2 separate regions of the Homo sapiens genome follow, and region 2 is linked to region 1. The links are chromatin contacts, found by Hi-C or POLR2A ChIA-PET in ENCODE. All regions are on one chromosome and are shown on one strand. The core of a region is the stretch at or near the end of the contact, and the rest is flanking DNA. Distances in the headings are between cores, read along the strand shown.

Region 1 (5,165 bases), core at 996-3,495:
AATTATGCATTTAATCCTCATAACCACCAGGAAAGATGGCAGTATTATCTCCAGTTTACAGATGACAAAATTGGGCTGGAAGAATGGACTTACCCAAGGTCACACCTTGAGTCTCTGGTAGGGCTGGAGTGGCACCCAGTTCTAGTGCCACTAGCAAAAGAAAAAGCCCAGGCAGGGGCAGTGCAGAAACTACTCAAACTCTATACCTCCCACTGTGTGTCCACAGCAGACATCACTAATCAATCACAGAACTCTTTCCTATTAAACTAGAATCCTTGCACAGGGCTCCAGGCAGCCATTCTGAGGGCTTGGCCCTAGAAACAATATCCACTCGCCACTCCTACCTGGGCCAAGGTCCTCTTGGAGCAGTCTGAACATTCCACTCCTGCCCTTGCACTCTTATTCAGCTGTGACAGACCAGAAACTGGCCCAGAATCCCAGAGTATTAGACTGGAAGGAACTTTAGGCAATCTGTGGGCATATAAGTGAACAAAGAGGTGAACTGACCCATGCATACAGCAAACTGGTAAAGCAGCCTCCGCACCAGGCCAGGCCTGGAGTTCCTGCTCCCTGTCCCCACCCCAGTGTCCACCACTCAGTTTCCCCAAAATGCAATGGAGCCCTGGGGACTGCCAGCCTTGCAGGGTGCCCCCAGAACCTGTGCCCCACAGGCAAAATGGCAGCTGGAAGTTTGGATGGTTATCTCAAAGCTTGCCACAGAAGCTGGTATCTCCCTGTGAAAGACCCACTGGGCTCCCAGAGGCAATTACGTCCCTGTAGGGCTGGGTCTGGAGCTGACCAGGGCCACACTGTGGTCCAGCAGGGCTCTGCCACCTCCACACTGCCATCTCTCCCCAGACCTTCCTCTCCTCACAGCTCGTGGGGTCTCCAGTTCTCTGCCTTGAAGACAAGCATACTTTGTATCTCACTGAACCAAGGAAACCCTCACCAGCCTAAACCCTAAGCTGCAGCCCTTCCTGAAACTCCTCTCTCCCCTCCAGTGTCTGCCTCCCTCAAGAGCCCTCTACTTGGTACCCCACTTCTCCACACCTTCAGGTACGCCCGGTGCACCCACCCCTCTCCATCTGCATTCATACTTGCTCGCATCAACTGACCTAAGAAACAGGCCTCTGTCCCTCCCACCTCACCCTCCTACTCCTGCCCCATCTCATCCACCTCCTCAACTGAGTTTCCTTAAACAGCCATCGCAGGTGCCCTCTCTGCTTCCCTGCCTCCTCAGGCCAGGCCAGGGCCACCAACGTTCTCCCTGGTGTCTAGTGTGGTCTTGCTCAGACCTCATCCTGCTCACTCCTGGCATATGGGCCCCTCCCCCACTCTCAGCCGCCCGGCTGTGGCCCTCAAGTCTCCATGGTCTGGTCCCAGAGTCCAGCCTCATCCAGATGCACTGACCAACTTTCTTCTCCTGCCCTGGGACTCCATGCTGGCTCAGTCCTCTGCACCCTTGATAAACAATCACAGCAGCAATAACAAAGATACTGCTTCTCTAGAACGAACATGGGCCCATCACTGAGCTGAGCATGAATTAGCCAGTTCCGTCTTCCATCAAACCTATTGATTTGTTGACTCCAGAAAAATTCAGTGAATGCCTACTCTGTGCCACTCACTACTCTCAGCACTGGGGATACAATAATGTAATGATGGTATTGTTCCAATTGCACAACTGTGGAAACTGAGGCCCAGAGAGGCTAAGTGACCTGCCTGGGCTCACACAACCACGAGGTGGGTTCCAAATCCTACACCCGCACACACACCCGTGCCATGGCCTCCCTGTGGGCCACACACTCCAGAACCCTGCCCCCATCCCCCACTCCTCTGTCGCCCCTGGAGCCCAGCATCCTCAGTGCTTTGTTCTCTCCAGAAGCCCCCTCCCACCACCGCCACCACCCGCCGCCAGCCCGGCTGCTGCCTCCCTGGGAGCTGCTGCCAAGCCGTCAGCTCCTGTCATCACCCCAAGGCAGCCAGAGGGAGCACCAGCAGCAGCTTTGGCACACGCCACCTCCGGCCGCTCCACAGCCACCAGGCCAGCAGGATGGGCGCCCCTCCCGCAGCCATGCCATGGGAGTATCAGTGCAGGGGGATCCAGCCCTCCCCATTACAAACCAAGAAACCGACGCTGGAGAAGAAACTCTGAAGTTCAGCCAGGCCTCCGGTGACAGTGGCTAAATTTGTAAAATCAACCCATCGTGGTGATGATCCAAAGTCTCTGGAAGGCAGTCCCTCTGCTGGCATAGTCCCCTGTTCAACCTGCCACCAGCCTCTGGGAGCTCAGTGGGGTGGGGCACTTCCTCAGAGGAGGGTTCTGACCTCCGCTCAGGTCAAAGTTCCCTCTCAGGTGCCCATGGCACCCACCCCAGGTGCTCCGCCAATAGTCAGCCCTGGGGTCACCCAGCCCTGAGGTCATCCAGCCCTGAGGTCACCCAGCCTTGAAGTCACCCAGCCCTGAGATCACCCAGCCCTGAGGTCACCCAGCCCTGAGGTCATCCAGCCCTGGGGTCGCCCAGCCCCAGCTCCCAGGTGACCTCCGTGGAATCACTCCTGTCCCCTCCCCTTCCTCCTGGTCAGGCAGGTGACCGCGGACGAGGTGTGGACTCAGGTCCTGTCCTTGCCTGCCTTCCTGCTATCCCTCCTGGGGGAGGAAGCCCTGGGAGGGAGGCGGGCGCCCTGCTGGGGCCACATGGGGACCGAGGAGCACACGTGGCCAGGCCCGACCACCACGAGACTGTGCGGGCCGCCTGGGGCTCCCCCACAGGCGGGGAAGGCACCCCCGCTGCGTGACTCTCTCGGCTGCCACAGGAACCTCGTCCGAGGAGTTTAAGGAAAAAGGTTGTCCTCTGAGGGGGCCATAGGTTGAAGGAAGGGGCAAGAAGGCAGTGTGTGGAACAGACAGGCCCACGCGGCTCCCAAGTCGCTGCCACCTCCAGGCTCCAGGTCTCCTCCCCGGGTTCAGAATCACAGGAGAGAATCCCATTGGGTTTCACTTGGGTCACGTGTCCAGCCTGGACCAATCAGCCATGGCAGGGGTGGGGCCATCTGGAGGGAGTCTGGCCAGTCCCAGAGAAGAAAGAGCCTGTGGGCGAGGCAGTCACCGACACGCAGCTTCCCATTTTACAGGAGGGAGGTGGACAGGCCCCCAAGGAAAGATCCCTGGGCACTGTGTCCTTGCGTCTCTGGATCAACCCAGACAAAGGCCCTGCAGTGGGAGGGAGCCACGTGTGCCCTGGTGAAGAGGAGGAAGAAGAGGTGTGGTAGGTCCCCAGTGGAGGTGTGTACCAGGTGTGCCCTGGTGGAGAGGAAGTAGGGTAATGTCCCAATGGAGAGGACCCCCGAGGCGGCCGACGGACTTCGGTCCATGCAGCAAGACAGACATGAGAGACCCCTGTTTCCAACAATGACACTGGTAATAGGAGCCCAGGAGATGACTGGGAGGAGGGAGGGAGTGGACAGGGAGAGATAGAGGGTGAGCAGCTGAACCCAGGCCACTGAGGACAGGTAGAGGGAGAGGAGCCACCGGCCTGGGCTCCTCCAGGACACCCAGTGGGGCTCGCTGGGTGACATGGGGGGATCGAGGGCAGGAAGCCAGCTAGGGGGAGGATGAAGAGTTCAGTTGGAAACACTTGAGCATGAGGTTCTGTGGGGTACACAAGAGAGCTGGCTAGAGGGCAGGGGCCACAAGGAGAGAGGCCTGAGCTTTGATCGGGGACTTAGGGGTGACTGGCAGTGACACAGGTGGCCCAGGAGGCCACGGGAGTAGTCAGGATCTTATAGGAAATGGCCAGAAGAGAGGGGGCCAGGACTGGGTCCTGAGGAACCCAAAATCCAGGAGAAGGGTGCAGAGGAAGGAGTGCGGGGAGAGCAGGGAGGGGTGAGACCAGATCCTGTAGGAGAACTTGGACTTAGCAATGGGATGCCATAGGGGACCTTGAGGAGAGGGTCCCCATGGGGGCTAGGATGATGGTGATAAGAAGGGGAGACATCCCCCGAAAAACGAGGCATCTCCCTATGCCTCTGAGTCTCCAGCACTCGGGAGCGATCCTCCATTATGTTGAGAATAATGACTCCAGTGTCCATCGGGGGCAGAGGTTTCCTTGGCTAGAAGAGACCACTGTCTGAAATGTGTTGGGAAATGGCTGTGCTGTGTTCCCAGGGCCACCTAGCAAAGCCAAGGTCATCCACATTTGACAGATGGAAAATGAGGGGAAGCAGCTCATCCAAGGGGCACATCCATGGCAGAGCTGGGACCAGGATCAGGACCTTGGTGTCCAGCCTCTCTTCCTGGCCCTGACCACATCCCAACTGCTACTTCCAGTGAATGTCATGGCCATAGTGGGGGAGACTGGTTAGACTTCCTCTCCTCAGGCCTTGGCCCTCCTTCCAGGGGCCTGAGCCAGACCTCTGCTTGACCATGATGCCCTCTTTAGCCCGGCCTGGGGAGGCCAGGAAGAGCCCAGCCTGCAGGTGCCCCAGCTCTCACATGGAGGCCTCAGGTGGGGTCAGCTCCTGCCAAGCCCCGGATGTCCTGGGCAGATGCCCACTCTGGTCACCACCAGCAAATGAACTCCAGAGAACAGCAACCACACTCACTAGCAAGCCAACACCAGCAACCCCACATACCAGCAACCCCGCACACCAGCAGCCCCGCACACCGGCAGCCCTGCACACCAACAACCTCAGGAAGGAGGCAGTGGGCATTTGAGTTCTCAACGAGGGCAATTCCAGGACTATTGTGGGAGCTTTGGCACTTGTTGGACCAAGATTCCCGTTCTGACTCTGCCACCTGCCACCTGCCCCCTGCACAACCTTGGGCAAGTCCGGACACCATGTCAAAACCTCAGTTTCCTCATCTGCAAAATGGGCTTTCTATGCCCATCTGCCAGGAAGATGAGGATTAAGGGGCCCCCCTTTGGATAGTTGCCTGGAGAGCGAGGGCCCCTGTTTATGTCAGGTATTGAGCTCAGCACCAGCAAAAGAGGCACAGGTGATCCAGTGCAGAGCCCAGCCTCACATCGCTCACTCCAGGGTCCTGATATTTCCTATAAATGTGATCCAGGATTGAGTTCCTGGTTCCCTGCCTTCGTCTGCACCATGCCCTCTGCTTACTGTGCCCACACCATGCCAGTTTTCCAGGCTGTCGCTAGCCCTTGGCC
Region 2 (5,327 bases), core at 504-3,003, 450 kb before region 1:
GTACACTTTTTGGAAATTTGAGGGTAAAAATAATCTACCAAAGGTCTCCTTCCGGGGAGTGGGATTAGAGGAGGAGAGAACCGTGGGTCTTTGTGCCTTACAGGACTGACTTTTTCAACTAGGTGCAGGTGAAGCCAGACATTTCCCGACTGCTTCGCAGGCGGGAGCTGGAGTACACGAGTGCTGGAGTCAGCTGGCTGCTCTGGCACTGGCAGGGGTGGACTCCACTCACTCAAACCTCCTTCGTTCCACCCTCCAGGGAGGGAGCACGCAGGTGAGCGAGGCAGGAACAAACTTTGTACCAGCCCCGCAGCAGCACCTGGGGTTCAGAGGAAGTTTTCCAGTGCTCTTTTAACCCAGCTGTCGGGGCTTAAGTGTTACCAGCTCAGTGGGCCCCTCTGCCTTTTCATGTGAGGCGGCTGCCTTCTGCCAGCGAGGGTTAAGGGTCAGTGTGACAGCCTTTTGCACCTGCACTCGTGGCACCCGAGTTCTTGTCTGGCATCCAGGAGGAATGAGGCTGCATGAACGAATTGAAGATGGTAAATGTGGGGGATTTTATTGCTGATGAAAGTGGCTCTCAGCGGGAAGGGGAGCTGAAAATGGGACTGAGTGGGAAGGTTATCTTCCCCTGGAGTCTGGCCATCCCTGGCCAGACTCTCCGAAGCTACACCATGAGCCTGTTCCTCTGAAGTCACACTGCTTCTGTCCGATGTCCAACCGTAGTCTCTGACGTCCAGTTACTTTTTCTCTCTCTGCTGGCTGAATTCTGGGGTTTTTATAAGCACAGGATTGGGGGCAGGGAGTGGTTTTGGAAGAGATAACATCTGAGCGGGAAAACGGGGATGTAAGCTGTCACTTTGGGTCTTGGTATCAGGCCTTTTGGCTTGAGGGTGGGACCCCTGCTGGGGACCTGCCGTCTTCTGCCCCATCTTTCCCTGCCCCCTGTCCCTATCACAGGTGCAACTGGTGAATCCTGTGAGTGAAAATCAGAGGGTTTCAGCCACAGGGTCCTAGTGGTTTCCAGGCCATTCTGATCAGTTCTGATGCTTTCTGTGAGTTCTGGTGGGAATTTTGATGGGCTCTGTGCCCGGTGTTGAGACAGGCCATGCCCTAGAGTCCTGGGGAGTTCCACCCCAGAACAGCAGTGGCCTCCCACAGGCCTCGACCCAAGTCCAGGTGTCACTGTGCACTGCTCGCTGCTGCAGGGGGTATTGATCGGTTTGCCACTCAGAAGTGATTGCAGTGGTGTCAGCAGAAGCACTTCTGTGAATTACTGCTTCCAGCCGACTTGCGAAGAGCTGCTGGAGAGCGTTTGGCTCGAGTCACTGGCCAGCAGGTGGCTCTGCCCTGTTGGCTCCCCTGGTTTCTGTTTGAAAGCTTGACTCTTCCCCACTCAGGGTGGATCTACTGGGGCCTGGGCTGGCTTCCAGCTGCCCAGCTGTGATGAGGAAGATTGGTGCCCTCCCAGGCCCCCACCTCGGCAGCGGTGTATTTGCCCTCACTGCTCTGCAAGGGGCCCAGTGTGGCCACAGCCCCATGCCCCCTGTTTGTCCCACAGCAACATGACAGGCCTCACTAGGACTCCTCCACCTCTCACTCCTGCCTTGGCCCCACCTGGCCCTGCTGGGAAGCGACTCCAGCTCCAGGCGTGGCCCCCACTTCCCAGTGCCTTGTTTCCCTGTCAGTAAGGGCAGTGCTTGTGGACCCTCCTGCTCGAGGCTAGTGGAGGGAACCACAGGGTTGGCTGTGGGCATTGCTTTGCCTGCTCCAGGTGTGTGGCTTCATCGGTAGGTCCCAGGAGGGTCCGGTCCTGTGCTGTGGATGAGGGTTGCCAGGTTTGCTGTGAGACTGTGGCGTGTCCTTGCACGGGAGCAGGCCCTGTTGCTGGTGCCCCATCTTGATTTCAGTTGCTGAGTTGACATTTGTTTATATTGATTCTCTTTGGGCCTCAGCAGGTCACTTTGTGGCCCTTCTGCGTGTCATCTCCTTTGACCCCAGCAGCTCTGTGAAGAAGGGAGGGGCATCACCACCTCCATTTTCTGGAAGGTGGCAGGGATGGTGTCATTCCTGGGACTCCTGGGCCAGCCTGGAGCCTGGCACATAGTGAGCCCTCTGCTGAGTGAATAAAAGGCTCGCTGGGTGGGTGGGGGTACCTGTGCTGGGGTCAGAGCGCCAGGCAGGAATTAGGAGGGTGGTGGCAAGGCGGGTGGAGGGGAGAGCAGCAGAAGAGGATTCTCCCTCAGTCTCCAGAAAGGGGCGCAGCCCTGCCCACACCTCGACTTTGGGACTTCTGGCCTCCAGAACTGTGAGAGAATACGTTTCTTTTGTTTTAAGGCACCACGTTTTGGGTGATCTCCAGCAGCACCCCAGGAAACTAAAACAGTGACTAAGACCAGTTCCCTGCCCTCACAGGGCTTGCCCCAGCCAGGCACAGCGTGACAGTGTGCTAGGACAGTGTCCAGGGCTCTGTGGGACCAGGCAGGGGCACCTGATCGAGAGGCGTGTTGTTAGGGAGGGCTTCCTGCGAGCAGTGACCCACAGAGCAAGCCCAAGCTGGCCAGGCAGAGGGCAGCCTGTTGAAGGCTTTGGGCCACTGGGGCGCTGGGCTTGGAAGGGGGTGGGAGGCTGGCCAGAGAAGAGGGGGTGGGTGGAGGGCTGGCAGGGCCACATCACTGGGACCTCAGGAGCCCCTGGGTGCAGATGGCCACAGCAAGGGTGGGTGGAGGGGCTGTGCAGGGCTCATGCCCATGCCCAAGGGCACCACCAGGAGCATGGAGAGAGACCAGTGGGAGGAGTGCTGGGTGCCACAGCTTGGCGTCTGGCAGAGGGCCTTGCAGAGCTAGGGCTGTCTTCAAAGCTGGGTTTGATCTTTGGTTCCAAGTGCTTAGAAGTGTGCCTGGAATGGGGTAAGTGACCAGATAGTATAATGACCATTTTTCTTTGATCATGTTATCACATCTTGCCAGCTGGCTTTATGCCCTAGGAAGGCCGGGGCCTGTTCCCTGCGTGTTTCGTGGTGTGTGTTCTCGGTGCCCCTCCCTCCCTGATGCCCACGTTGACCTGCTGTTGAATTCTCCTGGAAGCTGGAAAACGTAAGGTCAGGAGGTGTTCAACCAGGAAATTGATGTGGCAGGCTGGAGAGAAGGGCCACGGGGACAGGGCCGGGTGGACCTGACGAGTCAAGAGCTTCCTTTGGCTGATATTCTGGCATAAATATTTAATGGGGGTGAGGACGGGACTTGTGGAACTGAAGTGGCCGATATTGATGTAAGAAGACTTTAACGTGCAGAGAAGGTCTGTCTGGGTCGTTGGCCTGCGGGGCTGCACGGGTGGGGAACGTGAAAAATAGGTGATGAAAATGTCACTGGGAGAGGCCCATTTCAGGGACGCTGCCCACAGTCTGATTTCTAAGGACAAAGACCCCCTCACTGCAGCTGTCCTGAGCTGCTGGGTGGATGGTCCTCACCAGGAGGAACAGGCAAGGCAGCCACACCCTGGTTCTATAACCCTTGGCACATTTTGGCCTTAGCCTCGTCTGCCATGAGGATGGTGGTACTTCCTACTCAGGTTGGTGGGAGAGTCCATGGGCTGAGAAGTTCTTTGTGTGTATTGAAAAGAGCTTGTTTTCCATCACCAAGCCAGACCACTTCCTTCCTTCAGTGCCTTTGCTCCAAAGCTCCCTCCTCCAGGAAGTCTTCCTTGATCAACACATCCCCTTCTGATTACTCAGTGTCTATGCAGCAACCAGCGTTTGTCGGTCCACTCAGGAAATATGAATTGAGCATGGCCACATGCTGGCTCTCCTGGTGCAGCAAAGAACAAGACAAAACAGCCTCTGTCCTTAAGGTGGAAAGAGGAGAGAGCATGTAAAAGAATTTGCAGGCTTTTTCTGGGCAGGTAGATAGCACATTGGAATCGCATGACAGGGCGAGGGACGGGAGTTAGTCCCACAGCTAGTGAAGGAGACTGTGCTGACTGAGCGGCATCTGAGCAGGCGCAGGGAGGAGTCAGGGAGTGAGGAGGCTCCAGGCAGGGACACCAGTGTCGGCAGCCTGGGGAAGGGCCGGTTGGGCTCAGAGGCTGGAGGGAGCTCAGGGGAGAGCCAGGTGGTGAGGGAGTGGAACATGGTGAAGGCCTTGCGTTGACTCTGTGGGAGGCAGAGCTGCCTGACGGCGGCAGTGGACAGTGGTGGAGTCTGACTTCCATGTTAAAGCCACAGTTTTGGCCGCTGGGTTGAAAACAGGTAGAATAGTGGTCCCCAACCTTTTTGGCACCAGGGAGTGGTTTTGCGGAAGACAGTTTTTCCATGGACCCAGGTGGTGGGTGATGGGGATGGTTTCAGGATGAAACTGCTCCACCTCAGATCATCGGGGTTTAGTTAGATTCTCATGAGGACCACATAGCCCAGATCCCTCGCAGGTGCAGTTCACAATAGAGTTTGTGCTCCTATGAGAATCTCGTGTTCCCGCTGATCTGACAGGAGGCAGAGCTCAGGCTGGAATGCTTTCCCGCCCAGTGCTCGCCTCCTCCTGTGCGTCTCGGTTCGGAACAGGCCACAGACCCGTGGCCTGGGGGTTGGGGACCCCTGGACTAGAAGGCAGAGTGAGCTGGGTGGCAGCAGAGAGCCAGGGAGGAGCCCTCGTAGGAAGCAGTTCAGGTGTGAGGACGCAGTGTCACAGGGGGAGGGTCAGCTCTGGACACACCCGACGGCAGGGTCGGCGGGGCTCACTGAGGCAAGGACAGAGGAGAGGAGCCGGGTGAGCCACAGTGAGGCCACCATCCGGCCTGAGCCTCTGTCAGCTGGAGGGGCTGCTTGCTGAGACGGGCTGCGGATGCTGCGGAGGAGACAGCCTTGGATGCTGCCCCCAGAGCTGGCTGGGTCCCACTGAGGCGCTGGGCAGCGGGTGAGGTACTGGAGTTGGTGGGCATGTGCCCCGGAGGCTGATGTGTGGAGGGGTGGACCTGGGTTTGGCCTGGGGGCAGGGGACCAGGGCTGCACTCCGGGCTGTCACCACGTTCAGGGCGGGGAGATGAGGAGCCAGTGGCAGAAACTGGAGCCGCCGATATGAAGGGACCACAGTGGGTTAAGCTGTGCCCGTTTCTTCTGGGAGGTCAGACAAGGTGATGACTGAGAATCACTGGGGACCTGGAGCTGTTTTTGGGCCTGGGAATAGAGGCTGGAGAAGGCGCAGAGGGCCGCCTTTCTCCCTGGGAGTTACCTTTGGTCCCGGCACACTTCTGGTTGGGTGTCCTGCCTGGCCCTAGGGTCCTCGAATGGGACTCTGCACTCAAGGCACCAGTGCATGTGGTCAGCCCCATGTGTGGTC

The links. A loop is a pair of places that touch in the nucleus more often than their neighbours do. ChIA-PET counts read pairs that join two places held with the same protein, here RNA polymerase II (POLR2A).
Region 2: a loop to region 1 is called in a map of posterior cingulate gyrus, with 2.3 times the contacts of the local background. The contact joins the enhancer-like site here to the promoter of LINC01639 in region 1. A Hi-C loop is called at or near these places in 2 of 168 maps with a recorded cell type or tissue (pancreas and posterior cingulate gyrus). POLR2A ChIA-PET finds 5 or more read pairs at or near these places in 1 of 52 experiments (A673).

What each region holds. Positions count from the first base shown.
Region 1 is chr22:43,397,411-43,402,575 of GRCh38, reverse strand. LINC01639 (long intergenic non-protein coding RNA 1639) reads right to left here and starts at 2,245. Exons shown (of 4, transcript NR_146918.1): 1 at 2,122-2,245; 2 at 345-471.
Region 2 is chr22:43,844,902-43,850,228 of GRCh38, reverse strand. The region is part of intron 1 of SULT4A1 (sulfotransferase family 4A member 1); the gene reads left to right. Among named protein-coding and RNA genes, the nearest start is that of SULT4A1, 15 kb to the left of the region's middle. RefSeq lists an enhancer at 4,293-5,118. Within about 2 kb of position 1,753, at least 2 of the 41 ENCODE cell types and tissues checked have a DNase peak (open chromatin) inside an H3K27ac peak, as active enhancers do.